Linked DNA regions of Homo sapiens: region 2 is linked to region 1. A link is an interaction called in ENCODE POLR2A ChIA-PET data of the cell type or tissue named here. Cell type or tissue: Panc1. All regions are shown on one strand. Each heading gives the region's core, and the rest is flanking DNA. Links, peaks and the distances in the headings are about the cores only. Region 1 holds the start of TMEM81 (transmembrane protein 81). Region 2 overlaps NFASC (neurofascin).

What was found. Peaks named below come from ENCODE experiments on the same cell type or tissue, not always from the same donor. Only the 100,000 strongest peaks of a DNase experiment are listed, where the experiment ranks them.
Region 2: POLR2A ChIA-PET joins it to region 1 with 10 read pairs; 4 of 35 experiments call an interaction of 5 or more read pairs at or near these places.

Annotation. Positions count from the first base shown.
Region 1 is chr1:205,083,884-205,088,571 of GRCh38, forward strand. It overlaps TMEM81 (transmembrane protein 81), which reads right to left and starts at 577. Exons shown (of 1, transcript NM_203376.2): 1 at 1-577. The coding sequence starts at 437. It overlaps RBBP5 (RB binding protein 5, histone lysine methyltransferase complex subunit), which reads right to left. Exons shown (of 14, transcript NM_005057.4): 14 at 2,259-4,688. In Panc1, for the core only: no CTCF peak of the experiment used is centred there; no DNase peak of the experiment used is centred there.
Region 2 is chr1:205,004,064-205,020,923 of GRCh38, forward strand. It overlaps NFASC (neurofascin), which reads left to right. Exons shown (of 30, transcript NM_001005388.3): 28 at 5,494-5,625; 29 at 8,734-8,803; 30 at 12,245-16,860. The coding sequence ends at 12,476. Among named protein-coding and RNA genes, the nearest start is that of CNTN2, 31 kb to the right of the region's middle. RefSeq lists enhancers at 8,339-8,892, 10,000-10,551, 13,922-14,719, 14,720-15,515. In Panc1, for the core only: no CTCF peak of the experiment used is centred there; no DNase peak of the experiment used is centred there.

The DNA of each region.
Region 1 (4,688 bases), core at 31-2,530:
TTCACAAAGTGGGAGTTGGCTTGAAAGGGTTTGAAGACCTCATCGTCAGTGGAGATGACACCTCGAGCAAGTCTCCAGGTGAACCGGAAAGCTTCCTGTCCAAACTCCAAGATGTCTGAACTCAGACAGCTAAGCTCAAATTCCTTGCCAATGAGAATGGTGAAATGGAGCATCCCACAGATCCAGTTGGTCAGACATTCTAAGCGCCGAGTCTGACATTTCCTTCTCACTCCATCAGGGCCCACCTCACAGACGGTCTCCTCCTTATAGCCAAGGCCACAGGTGACAGTACAGGTTGTGGCATTGATGATAACTTTCCCCACAGCTTCTTGCAGCTTCTCAGGGATGGCCAGTGTTTTAGGTGTAGTCACCACCAAAGGCAGGTAGAAGGCCAACCCCAGGCTCCCAAGGACAAAACTAGTGGCTAAAACCTTCATGTCTCGGTAGGCGTTTTGCCACCCTCAGCCAGCACCCACAAGGTATTCCAGCTGAATCCTCTATAAATCATAACTTGATTCCTTTGACATGAGATATCCTTCAAAGTCAAAAGATATGATGCATGTATTGTCAATAAAACAACACAACTTAATAAATAAAAGTCCAGTCCTTATAAACAGGTGAGGCCACAAGGCAGGAAAAAAATCACAATGGTGTTGCTTTACTAACTATCGTTGTTAATAAAATAACCACCTTACCTACTAGTCTTCACGCTTTTTTTTTTTTTTTTTTTTTTTGAGGCAGGGCCTCACTGTCAACCCAGGCTGGAGTGCAGTAACATGATCACAGCTCACTGCAGCCTCAACCTCCTAGGCTCAAGTGATCCTGCCACCTCAGCCTCCTAGGTAGCTGGGACTACAGGTGCAGGCTATCACACCTGGCTAATTTTTCTATTTTTTGTAGATACGGGGTTTCACCATGTTGTCGAGGCTTGTCTCCAACTCCTGGGTTCAAGCAATTCACCCACCTCAGCCCCCCAAAGTGCTGGGATTACAGGCATGAGCCACCGCGCTGGCCGTTTTCGTGTTCTCTTAATGACTTTAAATCCACCTCTTGGGAAGACAAAGAAGAAAAGACTTCAGAAACTGAAGTAAATTTCCAGATTACCTCAAATGCATAGTGAAGTTACACTCTTCCTCACCCTTCCCCTTCCCCTCTATAAACTAGGATCTAAATTAAGGGTTTCAAAAGCCCCAGTTAAATGTCACCAAATAAAACAAATACTAAAGTCTAAAAAAAGGAAGATTAACTTGAATTATTTTAATGTTCCTAAACTTCCTATAAAAAGGATTAAGAACTCTGGACTAGGAGGCAAGTAACTTACCCTTCCTGAATTTCTGTTTCCTCCTTTGTAACTTAAGACCTCCTTGCCTATCTGAGGAAGGTCACTTAGAGCACTGAATGATATACTGTATGTGAGAACACTTTGTAAAGTGTGAAACACTGTTCAATGTGTAAGGAATTTTAAATAGAAATGGAAATTCATAAAGACAAGGGCCAAGATGACCTTTTCAAATCAGAATGTTTAAGGTTGTGTTAAAGGCAGCTCCTCTCCCCCTTTTAGGCACTCTTCCTTCCCAAGGATACTGAAGATATATTTTGAGTGAGAGGATGCATGATGCTCCCTGACTCTTGGCCTACTCCCTTTATCCTACAGAATAGAGCTCATTATTCACGTAGGTCAAGGTTGCTATGAAACAGCTATGATGTCAAAGATGGAGTTCTCAATCACATAAGATTAATAAGTAGACCCTCAAATTTGACATTAAAATCAAAGACTTACATAGACTTTGTGAAACATCTTATCTTTAGGAGACAACGAGCATTTAATAAATTTTAAAGCTGCTTCATTCAAAAAAAAAAAAAGGCTAATAAGAATTCAACCGTACTTACTTAGACTTGAAGAAAGGTCCTTGGAAGACAGGAACTTCCTAGCATGCATTTTTGTAACCTCCAGAATGCCTAGCCCTACGGCCTCTTCAGAGTAATTGCAAAACTATATTGAGTTAAATAATTGGAAGACAGATCATTCCTAGATGATCTTTTTGATCAACAACTTTTCCACTTGCATCATTTATTTACAATCTCATCTAGAGGCAGAAATCTAGACTACCTGTCCACTCCCTACCCCTTCCAGATCTATCTTTCCACACTGAAAGATCTAGTATCAACACAGGAAATCACACTTTCCTTTGTACTAAAGCAAAGTGGCCAGAGAGTTCCAGAAGTGAGCAGTGTTTACAAATAAACATCTACACCTGTTCTTTAATAAACATCCGATTTTATTTACAAAGCATTAAAGCTTCAGCAAGAAGTACCCAAGGCTAAGTCTCATCTTGTACAAAACTACAGATTTTTTTTTTTTTTTTTTTTTGAGATGGAGTCTTGCTCTGTCACCCAGGCTGGAGTGCAGTGGCGCAATCTCAGCTCACTGCAACCTCTGCCTCCTGGATTCAAGCAATTCTCCTGCCTCAGCCTCCCGAGTAGCTAGGATTACAGGTGCCCGCCACCACGCCCAGCTAATTTTTGTATTTTTAGTAGAGACGGGGTTTCACCATGTTGACCAGGCTGGTCTCAAACACCTGACCTCAGATGATCCACCAGCCTCGGCCTCCCCAAGTGCTGGGATTACAGGTGTGAGCCACCATGCCCAGCCCAGAATATTTTTAAAAACAAAATTTTGGGGGTGGCAGGGCAGGGATGACAAAAAGGAAGAAGAGAATATACATATATTGTACAAATCAAATAATTCAAATTGAAATGGATAGAAGGTTTTTTAAAAGTTGAAAAAAAAATTCCAAAAACATAAATAATTATTAGGAGCTACTGCCAGAGACAATCTGACAGGGCTGAAGATGATTTTCTCAGTAGCCAGTTTAGGAGGTGGACATAGCACAAACATCCAAATGCACAGGCAGAGGAAACCAAGCTACTTCACACGTGGAAAGATGGCAGAAACCCTCTAAGTCCCATAGTTTGCACACTGCTGCAGTGTACAGTGCAGAGGACTGGAATGGATATAATGTCTGCAAAACAAAAACATGTCTAGTGAGCCATCTACTAATCTCAACCACTGGTCTAACTCATGACAGTCTCAAAATGAATATTTAAGAAAAAAGTAGTGGCATCTAAAAATATAGACGTTTTGCAACTGACTCAGGGAGAGCTCTTTCTTCAACTACTGAATATACTGGTTTTAAATGATGGAGTGAGACAAAGAGGCTCTTGCTGACGTGCTCTACTTTGATTTCTATCCTAAAATCTAACAGGTAATCAATGTGTTTGGCTACCTATAGGAGCATCCACCAACTGATATCATTTTTTTTTTTTTTTTGAGATAGAGTCTCATTCTGTCACCTAGGCTGGAGGGCAGTGGTGCGATCTCCACTCACTGCAACCTCTGCCTCCCACGTTCAAGTGATTCTCCTGACTCAGCCTCCAGTGTAGCTGGGATTACAGGCATGTACTACCACGCCCAGCTAATTTTTGTCTTTTAATAGATACAGGCTTTCACCACGTTGGCCAGGCTGGTCTTGAACTCCTGACCTCGGGTGATCAACCCGCCTTGGCCTCCCAAAGTGCTGGGATTACAGGCGTGACCCACCACGCCCGGCTCACCAACTGATATATTTCACAGTAAGCACAGTATTTAAATTCTCCTTTTAAAATATTGAAAAAAAAAAAAAAAAAAAAAAGACGATCCAGATTAAGCACTTCCAGTCAGCTAAAAACGCCACTCAGAGAAGCTACTGAGCCCTTTTCACACCTGGTTTCCTAATGGGATTTTCAGAGAATTTCAAACACCAAATGTACACATCTATCCAATCTGTTATTTTTATAAAGAACAACAAATGTCAAAAAAAAAGCTAAGCAACCTTTCACAGAAAGGAAGTGACTGAAAACACAGTAAGAAAAAGGAGCACAGGTATAGGCAGGGAAAAATGCAATGACTGATGAGGATAGATTTCCACAGGCAGTGATACAAAAAATTCACCTTGATCTTTGATTTGAACTATGTGGTTGCTGCTTTGATTCTGGATGGTTTTACTTTACTCCTTGCATAGATTCCCCCACCCCAGTAAAAAAGTAGCTTGTTGAGAGACACCTGGGTTTGTTTCCATCTCTGGAAGCCAGCACAGGTAAAGCAATATAAACTATTGATGATTCTTTGCTGGAGATGGATAAAACTAGCTATCTTCAAAAACCATGATTGATGACAATGAACCAATATTGGAGGGAAACATGCAATGAGAGGAAAACAAGGGAAAACCCTGAATTGTTACAGCCCAGCTTCTTGAGCAAAACGTGGTATGAGAGGAAGAGAGGGCCTTCGTTGTTCCCTTTCTGAAAATTTGAAATCTTTCAAGCACTTTCTTTTCTGCCCATCCTTTGCACACAATATGGAAATATAGGAGGTATCTGGGGAGAGGAGAAGTTTAAAATGAGAGTATCCAACAAAAGCTTTCCTAGGATACCAGTAGCAAAATTTCAGATAAGAAGTCACTCAAAGACATGCATTGAGGACCGAAGGCAAATGGGAGATAGGAAATGACATGTCAAAATGACGCTGGGTACAATGAAGTTAGATGAGCAAAACATAAGTATCTTTTCTCCAGCAACATAACTAAGCATCAAAGTTTAAATGAGTCAAAATTCCTATCTGATGTCTTCACAAATCTTCATTCCTGAGA
Region 2 (16,860 bases), core at 5,538-8,037, 74 kb before region 1:
GGACTCTGTCTAGCTCAGATGAGGTCCCAAGCTGTTGCTCACTGGTATGTGCATTTGATTTTGCTTCATTACATATTTGAGTCCAGCACAGCAGCAAAAAGCAAAGATGATATTTGAAAATAGAGTTCCATCCTAGGGAAGACTGCCAAAACCAGGGCAGCCTGCTTTCAGAGTTTGACTTCTCCAGGTGCTAAGCCCTAGGGCTGTGGGTGAGGGTTCAGGCCCTGCCCTCAGGGATGTCCTAATCTGATTTGGGATATTAAGCACACGACAGAATAATGATTGATACTGGGTATGCTTCTGAACCTAAATACTCATTTCTCTTTTCTTGCACTTGGTGGAAAGGCTCATCTTGATAGCTTGCTTTCCAGTGATGAAGCACTCAGCCCTGGCAAGTCTTCCCAGACTCCTCCCAGCGAGAGCTGGAGTGGGCAGGTTGATGAGCCCAGCTCTGAGTACATATTGTCCACTTCTCTCACAGGCTGGCTGGAAATTACTGTCTGCAAACCACATAGGGAAAGGAAGTATTTTCACTTTCTGAAGTCTGTGGGTGTGTGTCGATATCCTTCAAAAATACACATTCTCTTTCCTGTGGATGGACTCCAGAGCCAAGTCCATGCAATCCACAGATCTCTGTGTTTCATTAAAGCAAGAACTCGTGAGCATCTCTGGGCCCTGACCACTGGTCACTTAGACAACCACAGGCAGTCACTTTAGTCTGCAGACTTGAGTGCGCTATAGCAGTTCAGGAAGGAAATTGAAGGAAACCACTGGGAAGGCTGACAGCCTCTCTGACCCTCACCAGAAAAATCCCAATGGGAAGTTAATCACCTCCTTGAAGTGTCTGAAGCCAAAGAGACCTGAGGGGCTACAAACACATAACCCTGGACTCCAAGAGGCCCATCAGCCCTTCTGTGCTGGGGGCGGGATGGGGTAAGGCAGGAGGATGGTGGAAGCTTAGAGTGGGCCAGCAGTCAGATAGCAGCCTGCCTCGGACCTCAGGAGAGCAGGGAGCAGGGCCTCAGGGGCCCTGAATGCAGTCAGCTTCTGCTGTGTTTGGGAGAAGCATCTCTTTGGTGGGCCAGGATGGGGCAAGGGGTGGAGAGGTGTCAAATGGTGCTTAAGTGAGAACAGCCAAGCCAAACTGTATTTGGGGAAAATCCATCCCCGTTATATTTGTTAATCTATCCCTATTTCTAGAACATAATTCTTCTGCAGACTTTGAGTGACTGGCCTTTCTTCCCTGGCCAAACCCAATTCCTCCCAGTTAGAATTAGGAGTCATGAGAGCTGTCTGCTTTGCAGGTGTATTGCCCGCTTCTGAGTGGGTGTTGCCGGGAGAGGTGTGGAAGGCACACAAAACACGTCTTCTAGTCCAGTGTAAGAGGCGTGGGGGCCGGACGAGAGGATGCTGTTCTGGCTCCCGTCAGTTACAGCTGAGAGTGGCAAGTGTAAACGCACCCTGGTCTTTGCACACAGATATTACTGGATCCGTTAGGAATCTTGAAACAAGTTTAACAGACCGATTGAGTATGGTGTTGACAGTCAAATATAATTGCTCTGGGGCCTTGCTAAAATGCCTTCCTCTCAGAGTCCAGGTCATGGAGTCCCATTATAAGTGTGATCATTATGTCCTAAATTTCTTTTGGTCCTTGAGAAACTAAATCACTTTGATGGGATGTGGTTGAGCCCACCTTACCCCAGATCCCACTTGGTTTTGAACAGCCTTCTGTGTCCAAACTTCACAGGAAATTCTTTCACCTTTTCGGTAAGGACGGAAGGTAACATTTGAACTTCACCTGGTACGTCAGGAATGAAAAGCCACATTTGCTTCCTAATTGCCCATGTGGCCCCTTTCCCCTGGAATGATGACTTTCTTTCCCAAGAGGAAGGAAGTCTTGTGGAGACAGCTGTCAGGGTGCATCAGAACAAGCACCAGGAAGATGGTGGTGCAACTAGGCCATTGACTAGGTCGTTGCAGACGCACAAACCAACCTCCTTGCAAAAGGTGGGTAGAACTATCCAAACACATGTTGAAGTAATTCCTTCATCCCAGTGCCCAGTTCTAGCACACGGGCAAGCCAGTATCCATATGACCCCTAGCTGATATCAGGGGAAAAACCTAAATCAGTATGCCAGGTTAACTGTATTATAGTAAGATTAAATTCACCCATTAATCAATAAGTAGTCACTGACTACTTGTTATGTGACCAGCATTGTGCCAAGTACTACGAGGCTAAAAGAGATCCCCCGTTCTCAAGACTTTAATAGTATAATTGGAAACCAGGACCCAGGAAATAGAACAATTAAATGTTCCACTGCATGGCGCAGCTGGGGGTGAAATCGGAGTTTGGAGATGGTGTGAGTTGGAGCAAGGGGAGATTCAGGGAGGAGGGGTAGAGTGTGCAAAGGTGGCAGTGAGCTAGGAGGGCGACAGCCTGGGCTTTCTTGGGCAGGAGGGGCAGGATGCACGGAAAGGAGACTGGAGCTCCCAGAAGGCCAGGCTCAGAAGCTGAGCCCACACAGTGGAGAGTAATGAAAGGTGGCACCATTGGAAGCCTCCTAGGAAGGTGGTAACGGGATGTCTCATTGTATCCACAGGAAGTGGCAGGCAGGCACAGGTGAGGGGACCCCTGGAATAGAATGGAACAGTGAGAGGAATATGGGAAGTGTTTTGGAAGAAGTGGCAGCTCTTAGAGATGGGCACAGTGGTGTGGCCTGTGGCAGCAGCAGGAGAGCTGGGAGAATCAAGGCAGGGGGCAGGAAGATGCAGGTTGAATTTCAAGCGCATGCATCCAAGGAGAGCTGTAGGAGGAGGCTCTGGGCTTACGGTTGTGGAGGTGGCTGGAGGGATGATGGGGATGAATAAAGGGTCACTGGTGCTGATGAGAGTTAAGGAGGTGGAGGTCAGCTTGGGAGAGGCCCACTCAGTGGTAACAGCTGAAGCGCTAAGAATAGAGGGGCTTGAAGTCAGCTTGCTGGGGGTACAGAAGAGTTGTCGGGAGCTGGAGGGGGTGGAAGAGCATAGAGCGTACCAATTAAGAGGGCAGCATGTGAGCTGGAGCTGAAAAGTGTGGCAAGTTCCTCAAGGGTTTTTTTTTTTAAGACACAGGAACACTTAGGACTTTGAGACCAGCCTCCACAACATAGCAAGACCCTGTCTTTACTAAAATTAAAAAAACAATTAGCTAGGCATGGTGACATGCACTCGTAGTCCCAGCTACTTGAGAGGCTGAGATAGGAGGATCACTTAAGCCCAGGAGATTGAGGTTGCAGTGAGCTATGATAACACCACTGCACTCCAACCTGGGCAATAGAGAGAGACTCTGTCTCAGAAAGAGAAGAGAAGAGGAGGGAAGGGGAAGGGAGAGTAGGGGAGGGGAGTGGGATGGGAGGAGAAGGGGAGAGGATTGGGGGGAAGAGAAAAAAGAAAGGGAGGGAGGGAAGGAAGGAAGGAAGGATTAAATAGATAATGATAGATCTATATATATTAAATGGTTATAAATGCTATGAAATAAGAGATAGCAGCTGGGTGGGAGTTGGGGAGAGGGGCTTTGTTTAAGCTGGGAAGGTTCAGGAAGACCTCTCTAGGAGGTGCCAGTTGCCAAGGCAGCCATTAGAAGAAAAAGCAGCAGATGCAAAGGCCCTGCAGTAGGAATGAGAGCGGCCAGCATGGCTGGAGCATAAAGCATGAGGACAGGGTGGTGGGAGGTAGGACTAGAGAGATGGCCAGGGCCTGCTCTGATGGAGCCCGACAGGTCAGGATAAGGAATGGAGAGTTTTCTTCAATAACAATAAGAAGCTTTGGAGGGTTAAAGCAAGGAAGTGATTCAGTCCTACGTGGGGGGTTGGAAAGATCACTCTGACACTGTGGCGGGGGCCTGCTGGGAGCAGGAGTGGAAGCAGGGATGGGACTTTTCTCTGCAGCCTACCTAGATCATGGTACTCACAAGCCTTGTTCTCGCAGGCCTCACCTGCTTTTCAGCCCGGGGCGCCCTGGGCAACCAGAGTGCAGAGGACACGTGTTCATCAGTCTTCACCCCGTACTGGCAACTTTCTTGGTGCAATGCCCTTGACTGGGCACTGGGAAGGCTGTAAAATCAGTCTTCACCCCGTACTGGGAACTTTCTTGGTGCAATGCCCTTGACTGGGCACTGGGAAGGCTGTAAAAACAGTTTCTGCCCCCAAGAGGAGCAAAGGGTGGGCTTGCACCCAGATAACTGCCCCACAAATGGCATGTGCTGAAGACCTGGGGGCGCAGGTGCTGTGGCCCTCATGCTTTTCCCCGTGCTCCTGGAAGGAGGCTCAGTGCCTTGGCGCCAGCTCCATGGTTCTTGGGGCTCCTGCTGTTGTGTGCCTCTCCCCAGGTGTCTCTGGGCTGGCTGGTTCCAGGGTTACTCTGGGTGTATTCAGTTCCTTTGATCCTTCCCTTCTGTCACAGTCTCACGTTCTGTGACAGGCTGCATTTCAGGAGGGGTCGCTTTTGTTCTCCAGCCGGTAGAAAGGAGAAGGGTGAGTTGGTACTGACCACACCCCCCCTCCCAAACCCAAACCCAGCCATTGGGTCATCAAGGACACCCTCAGGTGACTCCTTAGCACCTGTACTTCAGGCCGTCCTGCAGGCCTTTTAAATCACAAAGGGATCTGCCCACTTTGAAACAGGTCTGCACATACGCTGGGCATGGACAGAGAGGGACTCACTGTCACAGGGGTTGGAGGGGGAACATCGGCTTGTCACAGACCACCGGGGGGGTCACCCTGTGTGGAGTAGCCTGGAAGTGGCATGGAGTGAGCAGAAGGCACAGCCCCAGCCCCACATCGCTGCTGGCCTGGCTAGGGGTACCCACACCAGGATTGCCTTTGCTGTCAGGAAGCGCAGGATCCACTAGAGAGATGTGAAAAGATGACAGGGCATCCTGGGCCTCCACTTGGTCCAGTCCCCACCCTCAGGAAGCCTGGATGGCTTCAGAGCCATGCTGGTGGGCAGGGATGCTGCCGTGTGCCTGTGCAGGCCTGCGAAGGTGTTCTCATAGCAGGTTTTTGCAACGTGGCCACGGCCTGCACTCCCTGATGGGTAGCTTGCCGGCTCCCATTTCTCCACCCTGGACTCATCCATGGGGAATCATACTTCCATGGCCAATCCGTGGCCATCCCTCAGTCCCCATTAGGCTGTGACCAGCCCTCTGGTTTCCAAGAATGCCGTGCTTCATCCCTATGACACTTTCCCCTTCCTAAAGGACCTGTTCAACCTTCTGCTTATTTGCTCCTTGTACCCCTTTCCTTTGCCTCTTTTCTGATCTTTTGACCTTGGCTCTTTAATTATTTTCTTTTTGTCCTTTAGCAGGGTAGTTTGGGCCAGGGGGCTGCTAGGTGGTAGTGTTAGGCTCCAGGAGAAACATCCACATGAGATAGCTGAAGTTCTTCCCTCCATCTCCCTCCTCACCATCTCCCCCATGAAATCATTCACGGGTTTGCTTCCGGCCCTCCCCGCCAGCTTACACCAACAACCAAGCGGACATCGCCACCCAGGGCTGGTTCATTGGGCTTATGTGCGCCATCGCCCTCCTGGTGCTGATCCTGCTCATCGTCTGTTTCATCAAGAGGAGTCGCGGCGGCAAGTACCCAGGTGAGATGTGCAAGAGGCGTGGGCTTGCAGGGTGGGGCACGTCCACTTTCCCGTGAGTCTCCAGGTCTCCAGCCAGATCCGGGGAATGTGTTCTCTCAGTGAAGCCAGCCCTTGCCCGGATTGGAAATACAATCCTCTTGCCTGTGCATCTTCAGACTGCCAGCGAGCACTTGAGTTAATTAAGTTCGCCTGAGTTGGGCGGATGGCACAGTCCAGGCGGCCTCAGAGAGGGGATGGAAGGAACCCTGGCTCCTATTAAGAATGACCTTTCCTCCCCTTGACTCACCACCCATCTGTTCTATAAATTGGCTTTTTTTCAGCCTGAATCTCATTAGGATCCTGTGTCCCAGGGAAGGAGAAAGGAAGAGAGGCATTTTCCCTAACCGTGTCCCAGAGAATGGGGAGAGGAGGGGCCTGGGCAGAAGCAGCACCCACATGAGAGAGTTCCAGAGGTGGGCGCTCAGCAGGACAACAGTGTAACTGCCAATACCACTAGCAAGGGTCAGAAGCGAGGAGCAGGGAGAGGCTGAAGATGGGTGGCACTGGTAGGGACCCCCATGGCCCTAAAGCACTTTGGGCTTCCCTAAAATCCCAAGGATACCTCAAGATCCTTCAGCCCCTAGCCAGGCACAATGACTCACACCTGTAATCCCAGCACTTCGGGAGGCCAAGGTGAGCAGGTCACTTAAGGTCAGGAGTTTGAGGCCAGCCCAACCAACATGACGAAACTCCGTCTCTACTAAATATACAAAAATTAGCTGGGTGTGGTGGCAGGTGTCGGAGGTCCCAGCTATTCAACAGGCTGAGGTGGGAGGATTACCTGAGCCTGGAGAGGTCAAGGCTGCCATGAGGCGTGATTGTGCCACTGCACTCCAGCCTGGGTGACAGAGACCCTGTCTCAAATAAATAAAATTTTTTAAAAGATCCTCCAGGCCGGGCGCAGTGGCTCACACCTGTAATCCCAGCACTTTGCGAGGCTGAGGCAGGCAGATCACTTGAGGTCAGGAGTTCGAGACCAGCCTGGCCAACATGGTGAAACCCAATCTCTACCAAAAATACAAAAAATTAGCTGGGTGTTTTGGCACGTGCCTATAATCCCAGCTACTCAGGAGGCTGAGGCAGGAGAATCACTTGAACCTGGGAGGCAGAGGTTGCAGTGAGCCGAAATCGTGCCACTGCACTCCAGCCTGGGCGGCAGAGCAAGACTCCGTCTCAAAAAAGGAAAAAAAAAAAAAAAGATCCTGCAGCCCAGACATAACCAAGGTCAAGGATAAGGACCTCTGGCATTCTTGTTTCTGGAAATATTGACTGTTTTTTACACAGGAGCAAGAGAGCCATCTGTCTGTGATGGGGTGGGTAGGGACAGGAGACAGGATAATGGATGACCCTGAAAGCAAAGATCTGGCTGGACCACAGAATGCAATTTCTCCCTGCTCCAGAAAGCCCCATCACCAAACACAACCCATGCTCCCCAAATGCTTCCTTCTCCCCATCTCTTAGAACAGGTCCTCCCCCAGGACCCCCCCCAAAACTCAACACAAAGGAAATAGAAGGGAGAGGAGACTGGATTCTTTTTCATTCCCCATGCCCAAGTACCCACAGACTAGGACTCTGAAGAGCTGTGCCTTAAGTGAGGGAGGGCAGGAAATGATTGTCCCTTACTGGTGAGCGATGTTTTCTTTCACTCTGTTCTGCTGTGCTGGGCCTGTCTGGTTCTGTAACAGAGAAAGCCTGAGTTAGGGAAAAGGCTGCCTCCTCCGTCTGACAGTCAGACTTGGGTGGACTGAGTTCACGCCCATTCCAGGTGGAAGTGGAATACTGGAAGAACCCAGCAGATCAACTCTGAGCTGCCCTTTGCCCTTTCAGAAAGTATCTCATTCCAAACAGTTCTTCGAAACTAACCTCTTGCCCTCCAGCTACAGAGTAAGCCCCTGGTCCCTTAAAAAGATGAGTGAACCAGGAGCTACAAGGCCTGGTTGCTAGCCTTCCCTCCAGTCTTCATTCAGTCACTAATTAGTTACGTGACATGCTCTTCAACTCTCAACGGTTCGGTTTCCCTCATCTAAAATGGGGATGATTATCTACCTTGTGTCTCAAAAAGGACACATAGGCCGGGCGCGGTGGCTCACGCCTGTAATCCCAGCACTTTGGGAGGCTGAATGGGTGGATCACCTGAGGTCGGGAGTTCAAGACCAGCCTGGCCAACATGGTAAAACCTCGTCTCTACTAAAAATACAAAAATGAGCCAGGCGCGGTGGCAGGCGCCTATAATCCCAGCTATTTGGGAGGCTGGGGCATGAGAATCGCTTGAACCCGGGAGGCAGAGGTTGCAGTGAGCCAAGATAGCACCACTGCAAAAAAACAAACAAAAAAAGATACATAAAGAGGTTTTCATGTAAGTGCCCGCTGTGCATCCGCCTCTGTGCTGTGCACTAGCGATACTGGAGGAAAAATGATCTCTCCTCAAGGGCACCGTAGCTGACACCGAAAGAATGAGCACAGAACAAGGCAGAGCCTCGGCTGAATGCTCACACATCACAGAGGAAGTGGAGGAAAGGGGGCACGCCAACAAGGGGGTCACAGAGAAGAGACACTTTCCATCCCATAGGTGTGTACGGCGTGTCTTCTCTGCTCAGGGCACTCTGCTAGGAACTGTGAAGAAGCACACAGACCCCCACCCTTGAGGAAAGAACTAGCCTTCTGTGATAGGCATGAAAAAACGTCCACAAATAGTTACACCACAGAGCAGAGTAAGAAAGGTGCAAACAGTGGAGTGTTTGCCTTTGGCAAAGGAAATGATCACATCTGTTTGGTCTTTTGGGGAGACTTCATGGAGATGTGGTGGGGGGAGCTTGGTAGGAGGAGATTTCAGTTGTCAGTAGAGATGTAAAGAGACCCCTGGGGCTGAGAAGGAGGAGGCAGAGTCAACTTGGCAACTGATTGAGTACAGGAAGCAAAAACAAGGGAGGCGTGGATGGTGCCTTGTTAAAAAAGAGTGTCAGTGAGCCCAGGGCGGTGCCTTCTGGCCCTGCATTCAGTGGAGCCCTAGAGAGCAGGGGCATGTACTTAATCGTCGTGTCTGTGTCTTTGCTTCTCCTTTTGACCAAGTACGAGAAAAGAAGGATGTTCCCCTTGGCCCTGAAGACCCCAAGGAAGAGGATGGCTCATTTGACTATAGGTGCGTGATCTCCCTCCTCCTCTCTCAGGCAGGCTGTCCTCCCTGTCCCTGAGGCACCACCCTCCCCTCAGAGTAGCTCCGCTTGGCTGAGAGGCCATGAGTAGCTGTCCTTGCCCATTGGGCTGTGACTCTGCCTCTCTGGTGGCGCTGTGGTGGAGAGTGCATGCTGCTGAGTTTACTCAGAGGCTTCTCATCCTGAGAGTGCCAGACGAGGCTGCTCCCCCAGGAGTCACTGCCCGACACATGCGTGCATTAGTTTGACGAACAGCATTTCATTCATTCAACTGCACAACTCAAATGTATCAAGCTTGCTATGTATGTCTTTCCACCTTTTCACTCTGAACATGAGCCCCAGGACCCTCTTGCCGTGAGATGAGCTCAGCTCTCATGCTGATTCTCTGCCCACACTCCATTCCTAACCCTGAAGATAATGACCCTGGGAGGCTGTGATGTCTTAAAGCCTCAAGGAATGAAGGTGGGGTGATTCCAGGTCGTTTCTCCTTGAACTTGGCGATATCTTTGGGCTCTAGACTGGAATGGGCCTTGGAAAGGCTTCTGGTCCAGTGCCCTATGCCCCAGATGAGAGGACTGAGGCCCAGACCAGGAAGCGAATTGTCTAAGACTCTTCCAAGGTCCCCACCCAGTGAGTTAGTGGCAAAGCTGGAAAGGCCAGGTCCCGCATTTCCAGCTGGTGCTGCTATTCTATACTTCTATACCCATGCTCCTGTCCTACCTGGATGCATCTTTGTATGTGGGCTTAACAACATTGTTGTGGGTCCATGGAGATGGCGAGTATGTTCTGAGCTGAAGGATGATGCAGAGTGGGCTGTGGAGTGTCATTCCCAGACCAAGTGCTATGGGAGGGAATGTCTGATCAGAGCCCTCCCTCCTCATGCCACCCAGTTACTGCCTGGGCCCAGGTCCCCTTGTCCTCTGCTACAGTCTCCTTTTCCTGTCCTGGGCCTCTGCCACTCTGCCCATCAGCCTGGCAAGCACAATCAGATCAATGTGTGGTGGAGCCACTGCCCACACAGGAGCCTGTCTGCAGGCTTATGGGCCATGACTGTCCACCTAGTCCCGACATTCCCAGAAGCATCCTGAAAGGGCAGGCACAAGAGCCCCCTTCCCATCTTCCCTGGCAGGGCTTCCCTGACACAGCTTCCCTGTGGGCTGAGACTTCCCTGGCTTTTTGTTCCAAAAGCCACAGGGCTTCTCCTCCCCCAGACTCTTGGTGCAGCCAGAGAGGAGGAGCTTGGACCTCCTCCAATACAAGGCTGGGCAGCCTGTACTGCGAGGAGTTGCTTCCTTATGCACCTCTCCTGCCCCAGACACCAAAGCTGTCAGGCAAAAACCCCTGCCTCCTCCCCGCAGACACTGACCCTGGGTCTACACGCACAGGAGCATGCCTGGGCCTGCACCCCTACACGCACACACCCCTCTGCTTTGGCTCTGGAAGGTCCGCAGCATCCATCCTAGAGCCCTCCCTTGGATGAGTCTAAGAGCCCTAACCTGGGAAAAGGCTGAAATTAATACATCAGAGAAAGAACTAAGTTTCTAGAGAGGATAGGCCTAGGGGCGAGGAGTGCTGTTCTCTCACTCCAGTCTGTGGCTAAGTGGCCGACCACCTTTCCCATGGGGCACCCTCTGTTTTTCTCCCCTATATCCATCCACCTAGACCTTGAAGATGTCTCAGAAGTGAGGCTGACAGGTGGCCAGACCAGGGCCACCCCTAGTCATTCTAGTTTCTTTCAAGCTTCCCTTAGGAGAGGTCTGTTCGGTCTGTTCTTTTCAGACCTAGATCCCCCGTCCCCTCAACAGCCTGGCATGCTACAGATCTCTTCCCCCGCCCCTTCCACTGGCTGGGCTGTTGCTGCCCAGTGGCTGCACTTAGCTTAGCTGCCTGGAAACAGAGGAGGAATTCCCACAAATCCCATAGCACAGTCCTCATGCCCCTGCACATGGGATAGAGGGCCCTGGAAAGGAGTGCATGCGAATAAGACCTGCAAGTGGGGTGAGGAGCCTGGCGATTTCCCTCCTCCAGTTGGCAAACAGTGACTTCCGCTTCCTGCACAAACTCAGCACAGCCCCAGAGAGCTGCCTCCCTCACACCATCTCCCAACCCACGGCTGTCCCACGAATACAGTTAGGCTGTATTCGTGGGGCAGCACTGTGGGGAGTGGGCTAATAGCTTTCAATCTTCTAACACAGCCCCGGCTCTGGCTCGCTGCCCTCACCTGACAGCTGTCTTTGCCCGACACTGCTATTAGAAGTGAGAACGCACTGCCCACTATAATGGCAACTCAGCTGGTTGTCTTCCCCACGTCCAGGAAGGACTGGGGGTGGGTGGGGAGCTGGGGGCAAGGCAGTGTGTGGTGTGTGTCTGCTCAGACCGCCTGGCACCGCTATGGTCCCACCACTGAGACCCAGACTCCCACTGCTCAGACCCAGACTCCCACTGCTCATCCTGAGCTGCCTCCTGCCCAGGAACTGGGCTAACCTCTGAAGTGCAGCCAGCACCACCTGGTCCCCACTCTGAGCCTTTCCAGCCAAGGGAAGGGACATGGTGCCTGAACAGACGCTGGCTCAGAGAGCAGCCCCGCGCCTCCTCAGGAGCACAGCAGACATCCCAACTGGGTGGCTGTTCCCAGCGGCCCGTGCAGCTTTACTCGGCAGCCTCCCAGCTCTCCCTGCACAAGGGGAGCTTAGGGTCAGGGCCTATGGGCCTCAGAAGGGGCTGGGCATGATCCTCTGAGCCTTGCTGTCTTCTCACGTTTGCTGGCATCACCTGCTTACCTGTGTGCCCCCCCACCACCACCACTCTTGCGCACCTGTGCTTGCTAGGCCCAAAGCAATAACATCTTTTTATAGATCAACCAGATAGCTCAGCGAAAGACACCAAGACAGACAAGCAGAGAGGTGAGGGAGAGGTTTGTTCCTTTAAAAGCCTTGCTTGTTGTCAAGGCGAGAGTGTTTCCCTACAGAGTCACAGGTCTTGGGAGATCAAAGCTGGGCCAGCCCCTCTTGATGGACAGACTGAGGCCCAGGTCACAAAACCACACAGTGACACACTCGGGACTAGAACCATTCCATGTGGTCTCACAAGCAGTGGCTCTGCCTCACCATGGGGTGGCCATCCTCTGTCCACTTCCACCACACACAGGGACCCAATCTCATGGAAAAGACCCAGAACAGGAGCCCAAAAGCATGGGCTCCACTCCCTGCCCTGCCCTGACCTGCAACCTCACCTTAGAGAAGGTGCTTGTCCTCTCTAGGCCTCCATTTCCCTTCTGCAAAGCAGGCTGGACAGGGGAGGGTGAAGCGGGGGCTGGACTGGGCGGTCTCCTGGATCCCATCCTCTCTGAGCTGTGTAGGGCATGTGCTGGCAGGAGGCCAGCTGCCCCATCTCACCCCACCTGAGATTCTCTGTCTCTCTTTGGCCAGTGATGAGGACAACAAGCCCCTGCAGGGCAGTCAGACATCTCTGGACGGCACCATCAAGCAGCAGGAGAGTGACGACAGCCTGGTGGACTATGGCGAGGGTGGCGAGGGTCAGTTCAATGAAGACGGCTCCTTCATCGGCCAGTACACGGTCAAAAAGGACAAGGAGGAAACAGAGGGCAACGAAAGCTCAGAGGCCACGTCACCTGTCAATGCTATCTACTCTCTGGCCTAACGGAGCCCACCCAGGCACAGCCACCACTTTGCAAGTGGGAGGAGGGGAGAAGGGGAGACAAAACCACTGCAGACCTACCACGAAGCCACCACCACCTTCAGTAACAAGGGTACGATATGGGGGTCTGCCAAGCTGTGAGGACCAGTAGCCACCAAGCCACCCACAAGCCCCCTCCCAATGACCCCCCTTCAGCCCCGGGTGCCACCAGTGTGGGAGAGCTGGAGCCGTGGCTGAGCTCAGCTGGAGGGAGCCTGGCCCCTTGCCCGGTCTCGCAGCCACCCCGAGCGTTCCACCACACTGTCCGCCCTTGGCCTCGGCACACGCTCACCTTTTCTGTTGGTTACGGGACTTCTCATTGTCTTAATTTCGCTTTGTGCATCTTCCCCTCCAGACCCAATGTCTCTGTTTTCTTTTCCTTTTGAAAAAGAGTCCCTGGAAAAGAAAGAATAAGTGGATTCTCCCCCAGGAGAATCCTTTTTGCAAAGATAGGCAAAAAGGATTGAATCCATACCAGAACACGTAGACAGGCTGTAATATTCAAACCACCTCTGGGCCAATGCATTTCCAAAGGATGCCTTTCTCGCCATATGCCTCCCCTGGCCCCCAGCCCCTCTGCCTCGGCCTTGTCAGTTGCTGAGCTGGGCTTGGCTCCTTTCTGGAAAATGACAGTATTTTTGGCAGGGAGAAGGTGCGCAGGCCTCCTTGCTGCTCTCTGGTTTGGTTGGGAGGTGTGTTTACCTCTTGCTCCTCATTCCTCCCCTGCCCTTTTCTCTGGAATATCTAAGATGTGAGCTGCATTGACTCTGAAGACGTTTGAGGAACAGGAGTGGGCACTGATAGAAAGGACTTCAACGCCAGTGACTGTGTACCTCCAGCAGAAGAAAATCAGGTGTCTGGTCTTGGGGGCACTGTGCTCACTTCTAGAGAGAAGAAAAAGGCTGGGTTTGGACTTCATGCCTCCTCACTGGTGAAACCCAGGATGTAGATAGAGGGCCACACCCACCCTGTCCAGAGTAGAGGGCACCTGTCCACGTGGCCAGGGCCCATGCTGCCACCCTCGAGGAGATGGAACCCTGTGATGCAAAAGCTTTGCTGGTGTGTTTGGGGCATAAGGCACTGCTCCCCTTCCATCTCTAGCAGATATCATCTTCTCAGCCAATTCTGTAGGACACTGAGGCTCTTGTTTGACATGGTGTGTGGATGGGGACTTGCCCCAAGACTGAGCAGGTCTGCCCTTTCATTGGGGTGTATACATATCAGGGGACCCTGAGGTGGCACCGTACTCAGTGTTGTGATGCCCCCACCTAGGGAGGACTCAATGCTCTTTGTATGCCTTATGCAGCGCTGATCTGTCCCTGGAGTTCCCAGGTTCCCAGCTCCCCCCCTGCAAGCCTTGAAGCCTCCAGCAACGTCTATCTCCAGGAGAGCAGGGCAGCCTATGCAAGTGTTCCGGCAGGACCAGAAGTGGCCACTCAACACACGTCCTCACCAGTCACCCCAAATGGAGACACTCGCAGACCTGCAGTTCTCAGACCGAAGGTGCTGCCTTCATCCTCCCCACCTAATGCATTTTTGAAACCAAAGGTACCTAGCCTCAGAGACAGAGAAGGAGAGGGGGAGATCTTGAGTCTAAGAGGAACCCTTTAGCTGTTTCTGCAGCTGAGGTCAGTTTCAGGAGGGTGAAGCTGATCCCCAGGAATGGATCAGCTGCCATGGGCACAGCCTCCGATTTGAGCCTCTCCGGCTGCCAGCCAGGGGGCCTGGGCCAGACCAGGGCTCTGTCCTTCCGTGACTTTATTAAAGCAACATTTGCCACATGTTTAAGCCGCAAAGGTATTAGCAATGCTTGCATCATTAATAATCATTCAGTTGAAGGTCAAGCCCATAGACACACACTCTCTGCTGGTAAGAAACCATAGCCCAGAACTGAGCCAATAAGGTTGTTTGAACCTGAGAGTGTGTAATGGTCATTTGGGCCAAGCCTCAGCTAGGGCTGCTGCCTGGACGCCTGAGGGGCAGCTTATCACAGTGCAAGGGGACAGGGTAAACAGCAGGGGGTGGGGTGTGAGCTTGGAGGGCCCCTCCCCTGGATTTCCTCCAACACCTGCTTGGATACTAGGCCCACTGTCCCTGAAGGGAATGTCAGGGAAGTGTGCCTGTGAGCTGAATTAAAGGACTGGCCTTTCCAGAAAACGCTTTGGATCTGAGCAGAGTAGTCAGTTTCTCAGACACTCATTCCATACTGCACCGTACATGCCAGCGTACCCATTGCACCGAAAGCAGGCCCTTAGGGCAGGAAGGGACGATGAGCAAGTCTGCCACACCACCTGGTGACTGGGAAGGGCTGCTTCTCTCGTAAGGGTCTTGGGGAGAAGTAAGCCCGCAGCCTGCCTCTGCACCTCGTTCCAGTGTCCTGCCAGGCTCTGTACTGTCCTTTGTGTATGAAGAAAATGCTGTTAGCCCTCTCTCAGGCTGCTGTTCTGTGGGTGCTGAGAGCTGCCCCCCATCACCACGCCATCACACCCCTCTGAGCAGAAGCAAATCTGAGGCTGAAGAATTAAGTTTTCCCCAAGCAAGGAAGGCAGGTGGTCAGAGAGATCAAACGCTGAGGCGTGGGGATTGCAGGATTCAGGAGGCAGCCCCTTTGGGGAAGAGGAGGGTGCATTTTCCATGGAGCCCATGTCAGAGTCCACTCCAGCTCAGCAGGAAAGTGGAATTGCCCAGTACTGCCTGCCAGCTGGGTCTCCCAAGCAACTACCCCAAGACATACCAACAGTGAAGCCAGGACAGCACCATGCCATCGGCGCTCCAGTCTGTCTGGCTGGGAGGAAAGTGCTGGGCATCTTACAGTAACTCTAGAAGTTCCTTTGACTAGGCTGCAATCCCACCTATATGCTCAGCCCTAAGAGCTGTGGTTTCCTGTGCTCTCATTTGTCCATTCATTCATTCATTCATTCATTCAGCAAATAATCTGAAATCCAGTCTGAACTAAGGCCTGAGCTGTGGATACCATGGCGCGTGAGTTAGATGTGGTCCCTGCCCTCATGGGGCTGACAGTCCTAAAATCAAGTGCTAGGACACAGTGGCCATTGAGCTGGGAGCATTCTTCCCTCTACCGCTTAAGCCACTGATGGCTGCGAGCTTGAAGAGAGGGATTCTGAGGGAGAGCTTGGTCCATCTGGTCACCAAGGCTGGGCGGGACAGAGCAGTCAAGAACCACGGTGTGGCTTGAGAAACAGTCCTGCTTCCTGAGCCTCTTTGCTCTGCCTCTTGGGGCAAGCTCCTTAACCTGTCTGTATTTTTATGCCTCTGTCTCCCATTCAGTTCCTCCTTGAATACCTCTTTCTACAGAGAGGCACGGGCTCCCCTGAAGGATTGTCGAGGCCAGGGTTCGGGAAGTACACTGCCATCGGTCAGGGGACAGCTGCCTCCCACCTTGCCTGGGTGATGGTGAATGGGACTCATCTTTTCCTGCCTTGCTTTTGAGGAGATGGTTGAATTTAAGCTAACAGGAAAGCCAAACCAGCACCCTCCTTTGTGCTCTGAGAGGTTGGAGACATCTGGTCCACCCCATTGCCCCTGCCCCTGGCAAGCCCTGAAGTCGGGAGAGGTGACCACAGGTCTGAAAATCAGCCAGTGCCAACATTGCTTGCCCTGCAAGGTGCAACTGAGCCCACATAGCGCATTCATAGTTTCCCTGACCACAGCCTTGGGAAGACGGTGGAAACCCGAGGATGTGTGGGTTTCCCAGCTAACGGACAAGCTCCCCTGCCACACCCAGTGCCCACGCATGCTCACATACATACAGCAGACCACAACCCTGTTGCCAAGCAGTGCTTCCAAGGGATAGCGATCCAGATTCCAACATTGTCTTGGAGAGGGTTAGTCCACATCCAAGTTGCGTGAGATAAGATGCAAAGGGCTCTGTGTGGATGAGGAACGCACCTTAGAGGAGTGGGAAAGGCCACCAGGGTTGGGCCCTGTTTAGGTAATTCCTGTTGGCAGCACCTAGAGAGAGCATCTGAGCTGAAGGAGTGGGAAACTTTGCCCAAGCAATGGCACGGGCAGCGGGCTCTTTCTGGCGCCCTGTGCTGGAGCAGGGCCAAGTCTTAGGGCATCACAAACAGCCCATTTGATGGAGGGAGCAGGGACATAGCACATTTTTGTCTGTCTTTGTGAGGCTGCTTTGCTAACTCTCTGAGGAGAGGAAGCCTCTCGGGCTTTCCGTCGGCTGGGGCTAGTGCCAGAGAATCCCTTCTCAGTGGCCAGCAGGTTCCTGGGAGGCCGGCACAAGGCACCGCTCCCCACTCATGACACCTTGGTGCAGAGTGACCTCCTGCCCAGTCACCACTCCGGCCAGCCCCAGCCAAACACACAAAAGCCC